2 separate regions of the Mus musculus genome follow, and region 2 is linked to region 1. A link is a loop called in an ENCODE intact Hi-C map of the cell type or tissue named here. Cell type or tissue: left cerebral cortex. All regions are shown on one strand. Each heading gives the region's core, and the rest is flanking DNA. Links, peaks and the distances in the headings are about the cores only. Region 1 holds the start of Dop1a (DOP1 leucine zipper like protein A). Region 2 holds the start of Prss35 (protease, serine 35).

What was found. Hi-C counts contacts between places; a loop is a spot of excess contacts. Peaks named below come from ENCODE experiments on the same cell type or tissue, not always from the same donor. Only the 100,000 strongest peaks of a DNase experiment are listed, where the experiment ranks them.
Region 2: a loop joins it to region 1, with 8 times the contacts of the local background. A loop is called at or near these places in 5 of 42 quality-filtered maps.

The regions. Positions count from the first base shown.
Region 1 is chr9:86,464,219-86,470,838 of GRCm38, forward strand. Dop1a (DOP1 leucine zipper like protein A) reads left to right here and starts at 2,936. Exons shown (of 39, transcript NM_177208.3): 1 at 2,936-3,078. Ube2cbp (ubiquitin-conjugating enzyme E2C binding protein) reads right to left here and starts at 698. Exons shown (of 10, transcript NM_027394.2): 1 at 523-698. The coding sequence starts at 599. In left cerebral cortex, for the core only: a CTCF peak has its summit at 2,874; DNase peaks (open chromatin) are centred at 2,939 and 3,400; H3K4me3 peaks cover 1,427 bases; H3K27ac peaks cover 774 bases.
Region 2 is chr9:86,740,833-86,747,452 of GRCm38, forward strand. It overlaps Prss35 (protease, serine 35), which reads left to right and starts at 2,801. Exons shown (of 2, transcript NM_178738.3): 1 at 2,801-2,974. In left cerebral cortex, for the core only: CTCF peaks have their summits at 2,927 and 5,613 (motif pointing left); DNase peaks (open chromatin) are centred at 2,456, 2,846 and 5,583; H3K4me3 peaks cover 1,051 bases.

The DNA of each region.
Region 1 (6,620 bases), core at 829-5,828:
GTAATTCTGCCCATGTGAGAAAGGTAGGATTTGAGTTCAGTCCTCAGGCCGCATGCAAAACTGCCACTTTAGCTACTTGTCAGATTTTAGGAAAAAAGGCGAAGCTAAGGAAAAAAAAAAATACAACTGTGCTGCTCTGTAGTACATTTTCACATCTATTTGATACATTTGTCACTAAGAACTAGGCAAAACCCACGAAGAGATCACAAACCATTAAAATTGCTGACCATTAGCAAAAAGGAGCATTTTACCCCCTAAAAGTTTCTTGTTTGTGTAGTAAATATGAAATTTAAAGTTCGCAGACAGGCTGGGGAGATGGTTCAGCGGCTAAAATGCTCGCCAGGGCAACCCATCTCGCCCCGCGCACGCGCACATTGTCCCGCGCACGCGCCTACTGCCCGGCGCGCTCGCTCCCTCGGTCCCGCGCATCCGCGCTCCTGTGCCACGCACACGCGCACCAGGCTCCGGGCCGCGCGCCTGGCCCATGCACGCGGTCCCGCGCACCGGTGCTCCCTCCCTTACCCCAGGATTAGCAGCGCACTCTGCAGCCGTCTCCGCACTTCCAGGAACACGCGCGTTTCCGCCGCAGCCACCGCCATGGCCGACTCAGGGACCCACGCGGGACCGAGCCCACAGTTACTAGAACCCGGACAGGGTGGGAGCACGTGCGGCCGTAGCAGGCGGCTGGCTCCCAGGCCAAGGTAGCGCGAAGGGATCCGGCGGCGGCCGTCTGTCGGCTAGAGCGCCACCTACCGGGAAGAGAGCGCACTGCCGAGGCGCCGACCTTGCCCCAGTGGCCGCTCTAGTAGGACAGGTGCGACCCAGAGAGCAGAGCTGACCTCCACTGGAAGGATGTTGGATGGGCTTGACTATGACTACGAGCATTTCTTTCCCTGAAATGAACAGAAAGCTCAGTTTGGGCCAGGGGAAGCTCTTCTCTGGATAGTTGAGTAGGATGAGGTAGATAATGGAGCAGAAGCTGTACAGGTGGTACTTCCCATAGGTCCAGAGCCCCAAAGCCCACTTTATCGGAGTCTCCTTTATTTGAACTAGAACAGTTTATTAGCTTCCGTATGATGTATCCAAAAATATCCACAATTGATTGGCCATTACATTTCGCGCTAGATATGGTACTTCCAAGACTGAAACAGTTGCAAAAACCAGTGTAACCACTAAAAGACTGGTGGACTTGTATCTTGACTGACCATTCATGTAACTTTTGAGAAGCTAAAAGGAAATGAGTAATTTCTGATATACATTCCCACTATACTGCAGAAATAAAAGAAGTCATAACTTAATTGCTCCTACAAGATACATTTCGAAAGTTTGATGCAGTAAAAGATCTAGTGTGGTATAAACAAATATATCAGGCCATAGGATTTCAGTTGGACACCTTTTAAGAATGGAAAGCTGTTATTTAAAACATAGCTTGTATAATGGGGATTGTCTTAGTTAAGGTTGCTTTTGCTGTGATGAAGCAACAGTACCAAAGGCATTTGGGGAGGAAAGCATGTGTTCAGCTTACACTTCTATACCACTGTTCATCATTGAGGGATGTCAGGACAGGAACCCAAACAGGGCAGAAACCGAGAGGGGGAGCTGATGCAGAAGCTATGGGAGGGTGAGTTTACTGGCTTGCTCCCATGGTTTCACTGAACCTGCTTCCCCATAGAACCGAGGATCACCGACCCAGGCAGGGATAGCACCACCCAACATAGGCTAGGCCCTCCTAGGTCAATCACTATTTTAAAAAACGAGTTACAGTTAGGTCTTATGGAAGCATTTTCTCAATTGAGGTTCCCTCCTTTCAGAAGACTCTATCTTGTGTCAAGTTGACATAAAACTAGCCAGGACTGAAATCCTGTTTATTGATGTTCCATTTCATAATTTCATAGTTATAATTATCTGACATTGAACAAACTGGAAGCATTTCTAAATAGGTTTAATCCAAAGAGGATGGCGTATATCTGCAACCCCAGCATTTAGGAGACTGAGGCAGGATTGCTGAAAGTTCAAGGTCAGTTTGGGCTATGTGAGTACAGGGCCGTCTAGAGCTATGTGGCAAGACTGTCTCAAAACAAAAACTGGTCTTAAGTATACTGAAAATGTGATTTCAGATAACTTTTCTAATATCAACCTTTGAGGTGTTTTAAAGTTTATCATGTTGCTATATAAATTCCTGTTTCATTCCAACAATTTGAGATCATAAGAGGGAATAATAGCTTTAAAAAGTAAAAGCTTTGGGATGGAGGGTTGGCTTTGTGGTTAAGAGCACTTGGTTGCTGTTTCACAGGACTGGGAAGCTAGGTTTATAGCACTCATAATTGCTTGCAACTTCAGAGCATCTGACCTCTTTTTCTGGGCTCCATGCATGCACACACATACCTGTGGCACTCCCATATAAAATATAAGTAAATAATTTTTGAAAAAAAGCAAAGGTAACTACTATTTGGTGGCAACTCATTTATTTGAAGGACAATTGTTCTCTTATACTTTTAACACAGAATATTACTTAAATTTTGGCAATACTTAATATTGACACCTAGCAAAATACACAGCGTCCTCAGATTAGCGTGCTCCTCATATATGGTTTAAAACTAGAACACGCAAAAACACTTGTAAAGACAACAACCCTTTCGAATACGCGTTTGAAAGACGGCTAGATACAAAAAAAAGTGCTAAACTGGCTCTCGGTTTCACACAAACTGTGCCTGAAATGACGCGCATAAAGTGCTGGTGGATCCAGATGATCGTACTTAAATAATACTTCAAAACTGTTTTCAATTCCCCCATTCCATCAAAATGATGGTTCGCTGGCTCCTTGCTCACACCTTTCCCGCCTTCCCTCCGCCGTCTCTCCGGTCGCCCGCACGAGGGCGCTGTGGCGCCGGCTAGCCGTGGCCGCCGAGCAGCGGACGGGGACGGGGGCGGGGACGGAGGCCGCCGACGTCGACGCCGGCGTGGGCGCGCGCGGTGCACGCTGGTAGCTGTCACTAGGCCCTGGGCTGGCGGCCTTCGTGCGGCTGCCGCGGTTGCCAAGAGAGCGGCGCCAGCGGGGAGCAGCAGAGCCCGCGGCAGGTAACAGCGTCCCCGCCCCCGGCGCGGTCGCGCGGCGAGACGCGGCACGGTTCGGGCGAGCGTCTCCGGGCTTGGCCTGCGGTGGTGGCGTCGGGGTGTCACCGCCCGGCCCCCACCTGAGCCCGCCTCTGGGTGGAGGGAAACGGGCCCTGACCTGCCCGGGGCGAGCGGTGGGACCCGGGGCCTGTCCGCCCGTGGCCTTCGGCGGGCAGAGCCGGCACGGGGCTGAGGGGTGGTGTCACCTGGGCGCGGGTGCCCGGCGCCTTTGTTGGAGGCTTCCCGGCACCCCGTTGCCTCGCCAGCCCGGTGGGTCCCTTTTAGGATCGAGGCGACACCGAGGCCCGCCGATGTGCCGGTGCAGAGGGTTGGGAAGCAGAGCCAAGTTCACCAAGAGGAAGCCGAGCTAGCACACGGAAGTTGTTAACAGTCCTCACCTTTGATTTCCAAGGCTTTGAAAGTTGCCCCATCGCTGTACTTAACCTCACCCTCATCCTGTTGAGGAGGGAATAGCACGCAACTGTACTTTCTCCTCCCCAAGCAAATTGTGTCTTGTTAATTCTTATATTATCTCGGAGTTCTGTGGAGTTGAAGAAAACTCAGATTTAGAGATTGTAGTCAACAAACACATTTTTTTTTCTTCTCTTTTTTTTTTTTTTTTTTTTTTGATCGGAAAAATACAGGAGTCAACCTCATTTAGTAGCTCGCAACTATAGGGTCAAAACTTTTCATTCTGGAGATGATAGCCCCATATGTAGGTGTTAAGGTCTTGCCACTTTGAGGTTAGTTGTATTCGTATTAGCATGGCGTCGCTATGTGCTAGGCTATGTGCTAAGTAAGTCACAGGATTATCAATCCCTTGGTTCGTTGAGCTGACAGAAATTATAGCCCAGGTAGTCTGAATTCCTTGTTGTAATGGTTACTTCTAATTAAACTTTGTCATTCCTCAGAACTGCTAAAAGCAACCCCCTTTTGGGGACCCAATTTTTAATAAAGAATTTTTAAAACTGAAGGAAACATAGACCAAAAATGTGACACCATGACCCAAAGGTTAAATTTAATTGCTTTCCCATCTGTTGTGAAGAGCCCTACTTTGTAATTCCAATAGTAGAAACAACTGTAGCCTGGGGCTTGAGGGCTAAGGTTCAAAGCTCTGTTTTTGCTGCTAACTGGGTATGATCTCTCTACCCCTCAGTTACTGTCTGTATTCTGGTGTCTAGTTTTGTTGTTTTGTTTTAGTGGTACTGCGATTCCTTGTGCATGCTTAGTTAGATTCTACCACAAGCCTGTGCTCCCACTGTAAACTTTTTTTCTTGGGGTGCTGGGAAGGAATGAAACCTTGGGCCTGGCACATGAACAGCCTCAGGGATTTGAAGAGCTCATGATTTTCAAAATTGCTATTTCCCATCAAGACTGTACTAAAGCAATAGTTTACTTCCCTTAAACAGTGTTCCATGTCAAATCATGTGGCAACACACTAGATTTAACCAACCTTAACTTTTGTTTGTTTGGAGATCAAACCTGAGGTATTTCCAATACAAGGCAAACACTCTACCACCAAGCCACACCTCCTTCCCCCAAGTTTAACTTTGGTTTGCTTGTGAAGGCAGCTCCTCAAAGACTTCATGCTATGCTTGCATGCATATAATTTCCAAAGGAAGGTTTAAATAACATTTCCCAAATTTAACTAACCAGAGAGCCCAGTTTGTTTCTTTCCTTTCCTTTCCTTTCCTTTCCTTTTTGTTTTTTGTTTGTTTGTTTGTTTTTGTTTTTTGTTTTCCTCGAGACAGGGCTTCTCTGTATAGCTCTGGCTGTCCTGGAACTCACTTTGTAGACCAGGCTGACCTCAAACTCTGAAATCCACCTGCCTCTGCCTCCCGAGTGCTGGGACTAAAAACATGCGCCACCACGCCCAGCTGAGAGCCCAGTTTCTAATGCAAGTATATGGTAGAATGCTTACCAAGCATGCCTGAGGCCCTGGGTTTCATTGCAGTACTGTTAAAGTCTCCTAGAATAAAATAACACATGATACCAATTTCAGAATTACTGTACTAGAGGTATGTCTGCTTCCAAGCGGAAAAAGCCACGAATTGGCCCCTTGTTGCTGTCTAAGGTCTCTGGGGCATGAAGATGTATGTAGTGAGACCTCATTGGTATAACAAAAGACGTTTAAGGATCCTCAGTATAAAAAAAGTTACTATTAAGGATGCATGTATCACTATTGGTCCTAGTTCTTTCTTTCATTTATAACAAAAGTATCTTTTTTTCCAGCCGCTTGATGCTTTTCTTCATGTTTTGGTTTGATTTTTGTGGTTATTACTGAATGTTTGTAGAAAGGCCCTTTAAAGTTCCAACAAATAAAGCCGTGTTGAGAGTGGTCTTCCTTTCACTATACTGATTTCTCCTTCTAGTTAGGTATCTCAAAAGAATGAAATATGAAAGTGATATAAAATGTATTCAGTGCTTAATGATTTTAAAATCTGGGATAACTGAAAATTACTATAGGTCAAAAAAGTCTGATACTATTATTTCTGACTGTTTGGAAACAATATCTAAATGTTGAAAATTAAATCCCTTGGCTAAATTCTGATAAGTATTATGCTGGGCTTTTTGTCACCTTCAGAAAATAACTGAGGGAGAAAATACTTTTGGTTTGCAGTTGCTGTCCCTGTCTTTTGCTCTCTTGCTTCTCAGCCTCTGGTCAGGTAAAATGGCATGGCAGAAGCTATTTACCTCATGGTGGCCAAGAGAGAGGGGAATTTGGCAAGATTCAGCCCATCCCTGCCATACCCTTCCTCAAGTCCAACCTACTTTCTCTTAGCTTCACTCCTTGAAGTTCCCAAACGCACACCCACTCGTCCTCACTCCCTGCAAATGGCAGCAGTAGCTTGGGACCAAGCCTTTTGGAAGTTATCACTAATATTCTTCAATCTTGAAGATATTCTGTCTCCTTTATTACTTTGAATAAGTGCTACTAATGAACACCTTAGTTTGAGGGAGTTGGGATTAGAATATTTAATTGTATTTGTTTTTTCAAAACAGGACTTCTCTGTATAGTCCTGGCTGTCCTGAAACTCATTCCATAATCCAGGATGACCTTGAACTCAGAGATCTGACTGCCTATTCCTCTAGAGCACTGTGTGCACCACCATACCATGCTTAAAATATTTAATTCTAATAGATAAGCTTTAAATACGGTAAATTTGACCTCTGAAATAAAACTGTTTAGTAGATATGTAAAGCTAATATTTTGTTTAGTAGCTAAAAGTTTTTATTGGCAGTTTATTGTAGGAAAATACTGTTTTGATTCACATGTTTCTAAACTGTGATTTCTCTCTTTCCTTGGTGTTATTACCTCTTTTATAAGCCAAATAAGCCTTGTACATCAGAGACTTTACATTTACAGATCAAAGATACTATCAAATTTCTTAAGGAAAAATTCTATGCAGTAATATTAGTAATGATACTATAAATTTAACAATTCTACAACCCATGTAGCCAACATGCTACCAGTCAGAGATCTATTGTTCTGTTTCCCTTGTTTA
Region 2 (6,620 bases), core at 1,026-6,025, 280 kb after region 1:
GGCTGGGAAGAAGCCTTTGAGGATATGGTTGGGTATAGGCCTATGAAGTGCTCACACTGGGTTACAGGAAAACCTGATGGGTTAGCGTAGGCTAGGGAAGGGGTGAGAAACTGCAATCCTGAAACGTCAGAAGAAACAAATACCAAACATCTCACAGAGGCTACGCTAGGAAGCATACACTTGGGAAGGGGCCAGAAGACAGTGAGCACTCTTTAAGTTTGCTTTTATGTGATGGGGAAGGGGTTGTTCTGTAAGGAGACAGGCCCAGGGAATTAATGGATTAGCACAGAACACATTCCTGTTCCAAATGCTTAAGAGCTGCTGATCTTCAGCTCAGTTTGCAGGTAAGGAAGCTGAGGCCCAGTGAACACAGCCCTTTAGCATCAGACAGATTCCTCTTCTCCTTTCTGGGTTTCCTCCATACTTGTGATGGTTTGAATATGCTTGGTCTGAGGAATGGCACTATTAGGAGGTGTGGCCTTGTTGGAGGAAGTGTATCACTGTGGGGGTGGGCTCTGGGACCCTCTTCCTAGCTGCCTGGAGACCGTCAGTCTTCTCCTGGTTCCCTTTGCAACAAGATATAGAACCTTCAGGTTCCTTTCCAGCACCATACCTGCCTGGATGCTGTCATGCTTCCTACCACGATGATAATCGACTGAATCTCTGAGTCTATAAGCCAGCCCCAATTAAATGTTGTCCTTTATAAGAGTTGCCTTGGTCATGGTGTCTCTTCATAGCAATGGAAACCCTAACTAAGACACTTTCCTACTCTACATTTAACTAAGAAGCATGTTCAGTTCAACAATTAGCACCTGCGCCAAGCGCCACAAAGCATAGCGACGATTTAAAGAATCATACCATTTTATAATCTAATTACTTCAGAACTAACGGCGTGAATCTAGATAAAAATTACCAATGGATTTGAACAGTGTGGGTCAATCTCTTAAAGACAATGCTAAGAGAACAGGAAGCAACAACATGTTATGATCTCATCCTGTTTAGTACTTAGAAATCTGAGAAATTCAGCAATCCACTGAAGATCAAAGTTTTACGGGGCTGTGACATGGCTCAGAGGGTAAAACTGCTTGCCACCAACCAGAGTTCCATCTCTAGGACCTACATGATCCCTAGAAACCATCCTCTGACCTTCATCCATACCTCTTGGCAGTCACGTAACATACACACCCGACAATAAATAAGTGAAATAACAGTAATAAAGGAACCATGTGCTGTGGGTTGCTATGATAATGCTCAACACATAAAACACATTATCAGGACTGAAGACCCGAGTCTAGTCTCCCAGATCCACACTGCAGAATGAAACAGATAACCTCTCTCTACAAGTTGTCTTCTGGCCTCCACCCATGTACCATGGCAAACATGTGCTCCTCATATAACCAACCAACCCACCAACCAACCAACCAACCAATCAATGAATATAGTACAAAGAACCAGTTGTTCCATGATAGACTAGGCCTGTGAACTTATTTGATTCTTTGGTGCTATGAAGGTCAGAACTGACAGAGGTAGTTTATTTTATTTTCCTCTCCCTCTCCCTCTCCCCCTCCCCCCCTCTCTCTCTGTGTTGGGGGGCTATGGAGGTTAGTCAGGGGGCAGTTGTGAGCACAGGCTCTGAGGATGAAACCTTAAGTCTTGGGCATGCTTACGTGAATGCCCCATACACTGGACTACATTCCAAATACAGGACTCGGGGTTTCTTTTCTTTGCTCCAGACCTGCTTCCCAGTAAAAGCTGAAAAAGTAAAGCTTGTTGTGTTTTATAAAAAGGAAAGAAAGAAAGAACCAGGATATGTTTGGTAGAGTGAGGTATGGTGAGGTGGAAGGGGGTGCCTCTGTGGGTCTATACTGAGGCATCCTTTCCCCCTGAGAGACCAGTCACATATATAGTATATGTGTGATATAGTATGGAGTAGAGTTTATTTTGGGCAGGGGGAAGGGAGTTTAGGAGGGAGTAGAGACAGAAAGAGAGAAGGGGGGCAAGGAGAGGAGAAGAGAGGAGGGGAGGGGAGGGGTGGGGAGGGGAGGGGTGGGGAGGGGAGGGGTGGGGAGGGGAGTGGAAGGGAGGAGAGAAGCCAGCCATGAACACGTGGAGAGAGAGAGAGAGGTGGGAGGGGAATGTTGAGAGAAGGGTACAGAGAGGGAAGAGAGCAAGAGGATAAGTAAGGAGGGGGCAAATAGCCCCCCCCTTTTTTTTTTACTGAGTCAGTCATACCTAGCTGTTGCCAGGTAACTGTAGGGCAGAGCCTAGAAGGAATGCTGACAATGCTTTCCTCATACAATCTCCATCCCAAAGGAGTGCCCCATCCCGAGGAGAGAAGAAAGGAACAGAAAGAGTGTGATGGGAATTCTGTGGAGACCGGAGTGGGAGTATGCCAAACTTGGCTCAAAATAAAGCTACAGAAGTGAATCACAGGAGGCTGCACAAGTTGCTCCCTGGGTGTCCCAGTGTCCCAGCGTAGGCTCCTCACCTCTGCCTTTGGCCTTAGATGGAGACTCTTGGGTTGGAGGTAACCATAACCTTTACTCCCTTCGTGCTAATACTGATTAAGTTGGTTTAGGCATGCTGGCCGCTCCTCCTCCTCTTGTTTTTGCTGCTTTGTTTTTAAAACATTGGTTAAAACACGCCCTGGGTGCCTACATTCTTGCGAACCCATTTAGAGTTTTTTTCTAGCTCTTAACCATCGGTGTGCAGCAGGGATGCAGTGGTGTGTAAGCAGGATCCGCCCACCCCTCCCCTCTAAGTCAGCGTCATCGCCCCTTCCCCTCCCATCTCCAGCCACTCAGTGCAGCAGCCCCACTCTCGCCTGGTCCCGGACTCGGGGAAGCTCCGCTGAGAGGACCCTGCACTCTGCTGCCCACTAGGCTCCTGGCACCTTCCGTAGCCAGTGTCTGCATCCACCCGGATCCTTGCTGGGCAGCGCCCCTGGGACGGGAGGATACAGTAAGCATCTCAGGTAAGGATGAACTCACTGCACAGGAGGGCACCCTAGAGGCTGGACCACTCCTGAACAAGGCAGGACCCACAGGAGGAACACAGAAAAGCACTAAAGAAGGGATCACAGGCTGGCTGTTTTTTAGAGATCAACCACCCTTCTTCCATTCTGAATGAGTAACGGCCACTGCAAGGTTAACATCCGAGGAGTGAGTGATGTTTGCATTGGAATACAAATGGAATGCTTTCTGCTTAAACAGTACCAGAGGGGACCCTCTTTATTTTTGTGATTATTAACAGATGTCACTGGAAAAGGTGTAAAAACTTTTCCTGGAAAGAGGTTTGTCTCTTCCCTAAGTTGCTGCCGAAGTACTTTCTGCCTCTGTCTGCCTCATTCTCTCTCTGTCGCCCTGCCCTCTCTCCTCTCCCTTCTGCCTGGGTAGCGAAATGAACAGTGGAAGACCCGTGGGACGAGGAGGTGAGATGAAGTGGAGATCTTGGGCTTGCTTTAAAGGACCAGCCAGGGGTGAGTGGATTGAAAAAATAACCAAGTATTGAGAATTACCAAAGCTGAGTGAAGGGCACATGGAGATTAAATATTTCTCTTGCCTCATCTGTGTGTTGGTGTGTGTGTATGTGTGTCTGACTGTATGTAAGTGTGTGTTAGTATATGTGTAAATATGCATGTGTGTGTACGTGTGTGTATATATGTCTGTGTCTTTCTGTGTGTGTGTGTGTCTGTGTCTGTGTATGGGTGTGTGAGATCTTGAGACCTTTTATAATAATAAGAATTTTTGGAAAGTTGCAGCAACTCCCAAGCCTGATTGATCTGACTTCCATACCATCTTCAATTTGGAAAGTCGCTCTTCAGGGCTGAGGAGATGGTTCAGCAAATAGAAGGCTTTCCTCACACACATGAAGACCTGAGTTTGGATCCCCAGAACCCACAGAAAACCAGAGGAGATAGAATACATCTGAAATCCCAGTGCCCTATAGCAGATGGGGAGAGAACATAGGAGACTCTGTGAAAGCTTCTAGGGGGTTAGCCTGGCATATGACCACACTCAAGGTTGTCTTCTGACTTCCATGGGGTTCCATTTACTCACAAGAACCAAGGCGTGCACACACATGCAGAAAGATGTTGTCTGGTATATCAAGTCTCTTCTTCCCTGTCTTTATTAATTTTTCTGGCTTCTGACATCCCCCCCTCCCCGCCGCCAAGTTCATTTGTACAGAGAATTATAAAAGTCATAACTTGCTGACTGGAGAATTGTGTTTAAGATCTGGTTTATGATTTAGCAGAGAAAATGTTAAAATCCTAGCCAAATAAGAGCCAGGCTAGAAAGTGCCAATCAAACGGTGCATGGGATTTCATTTTAGAGAAGACTCTCATGTGAGACAGTTCTATGTACATTTCTTTTCCACTTTTTTTGCAGATATTTTAAAATATGAGAGCCCTCAGTATGTGCTTGGCTCATCACACGTGAAGCTGCTACTGTGGGTCAACTTTCTCTACTGAATAGACTGCCTTTCTTTCTGTGCCCAATTCTCAAATATCCAACAAATCCATTTTAAATAGAAGCACCGGACTCAGGAATTCTGGAATGCTGGAGCTCCTTCACCTTAGACACGACAGATGGGAAATCTGAATTGGGAACATTAGGAAAGACCAACATCAACTTAGTTTACAAATCATTATTTTATAATTTTACATTTCCCTACAGGTAAACTGATATGTGATTAGCGAAATACACTGTGACTACCAAAGATAATGCATTTATTAACTATTCTTTGCTGAAGATCCAACTTAAAAAAAAAATAAAGCGTAGTCAAGAGTCATGTACGGTGCACCTCATATGCCAGCAAATGAAGGATCACCCTTGGGGTTACCTTAGTTCCATTCACCTCAATTTGATTTACACACAGCGAAACATTTTATAAATTGAGATGTACGTATCCTGCAGAAATAGCAGGAAAAAAAAGAAAAGAAAGGGAGGCTTTAGTTTTTATTGTGATGAGAAACAGAAGTTGTGGGTTACTGTAAAATAATCATCTGAGTAACTTTACCATCTTCCTTTCCCTCAAGGACTGCCAAACTTTTAAAGCAGACATTGCTCTGTCTCCAGTCCTGAAGCTGAATTTGAAAATAGTGCTATGGTATGCGGTATTTTGAATAGCCATTGGCACATTGTCAGTGAACCCTCTAACTGTTGATTCTCAGCGTAGAACTGGTGGAGAGCTTACCCCTAGTAATGGATTATAAAGTATTTGATAAACATATGGAAATATTTGGCAGGCTCGCGACTTTCCTCTGCGTTGAAATGAATCACAGCCCATGGGGTGGATGGCTCAGCCGTGCTGTAGGCCATGGTGGGAGGGTCCTGGCACTGGAGCTGTTTTGGGAAAAACACCTGCCAGAAATTTGTCTGGCTGTGGACATCGTCATCAGTCCTCAGCTCATCAGGATGGGCGATGGGACCTGGAGGTGGGTTTTGAACGTGTGATAAGTTCCATATGCGACAACTCTTTAGTGTATTGTGAACCAGTTACACTTTCCTCATCTCCCATGCTTCGAGGACAATTCTGATTCACAGCCGAATGATGTAAGAGGAAATGCAGCCCCAGACTTGCTCTTGGCAGGCTTGCTTTGCCATCTAGTGGTGGCATAGATAGCCAGCAAGGACCTGCTCCCAGGACTGGAGATGAAGCCTTCTGAAGCTCACTGACTGATGTCACTTGTCACTTGTGTGCTCTTTGTTGATCACGATTAACTGGAGAGCAAGCTTAGGTCTTATGAGACCACTCGGTAGCTGAGAAGAACTGTCAGAGGTTATGGTTTGTTTTTGTTTTTGTTTTTTTAAAGAAAGGCCTTTAAGATGGTACTCAGCATAGTTAACACTTCATTTGCTGAGAAATGATTATCATCTATACTGTTCAGCTTCCTGATTTTAGCGGCACTAATCAATACTATCATAAAATTTCCTGAGATTCTGTTTTATATATCTAAAATTGAACATTCTATTATCTTTATAAATTTTATAATTGATGTTTAGCACCTAGGAAATGAACCCCCCCCAACTTCATACTCCCAACTACTTTCAAAACATCCAGGGAAGGCAGTTTTAGAAACTATATTCTCATCTTCATCTACGTATTAAGTTCTTATTTCTTTTTTAGTGTGGTGGGAGTATGTTTGTGTGTGCTGGTTATGTATGTGTCTGCTGGTGCGTGCTCATGTGTGTGTGTAGACCAGAGGTCAGAGGTCAGACTTGGATGCTGTTCCTCAGAAACTATCAAATGTATGTCTAACTTGTGTGTGTGTGTGTGTGTGTGTGTGTGTGTGTGTGTGTGTGAGAGAGAGAGAGAGAGAGAGACTTATGACATGTTCAAGTGCCTACAGAGACCATCAAAGGAAGTCAGATTCGTTGGAGCTGGAGTTAGAGGCAGCTGTGAACTGCCAGATGTGGATGCTGAGACTGAACCCAGGTCTTTTGCAAGAGCAACAAGCACTGTTAACCACTGAGCCATCACTGAAGCACCAAGTGATTGGTTTTTTATTTCTCTGATATTCTCTCCCTCTCCCTCTCCCTCTCCCTCTCCCTCTCCCTCTCCCTCTCCCTCTCCCTCTCCCTCTCCCTCTCCCTCTCCCTCTCCCTCTCCCTCTCCCT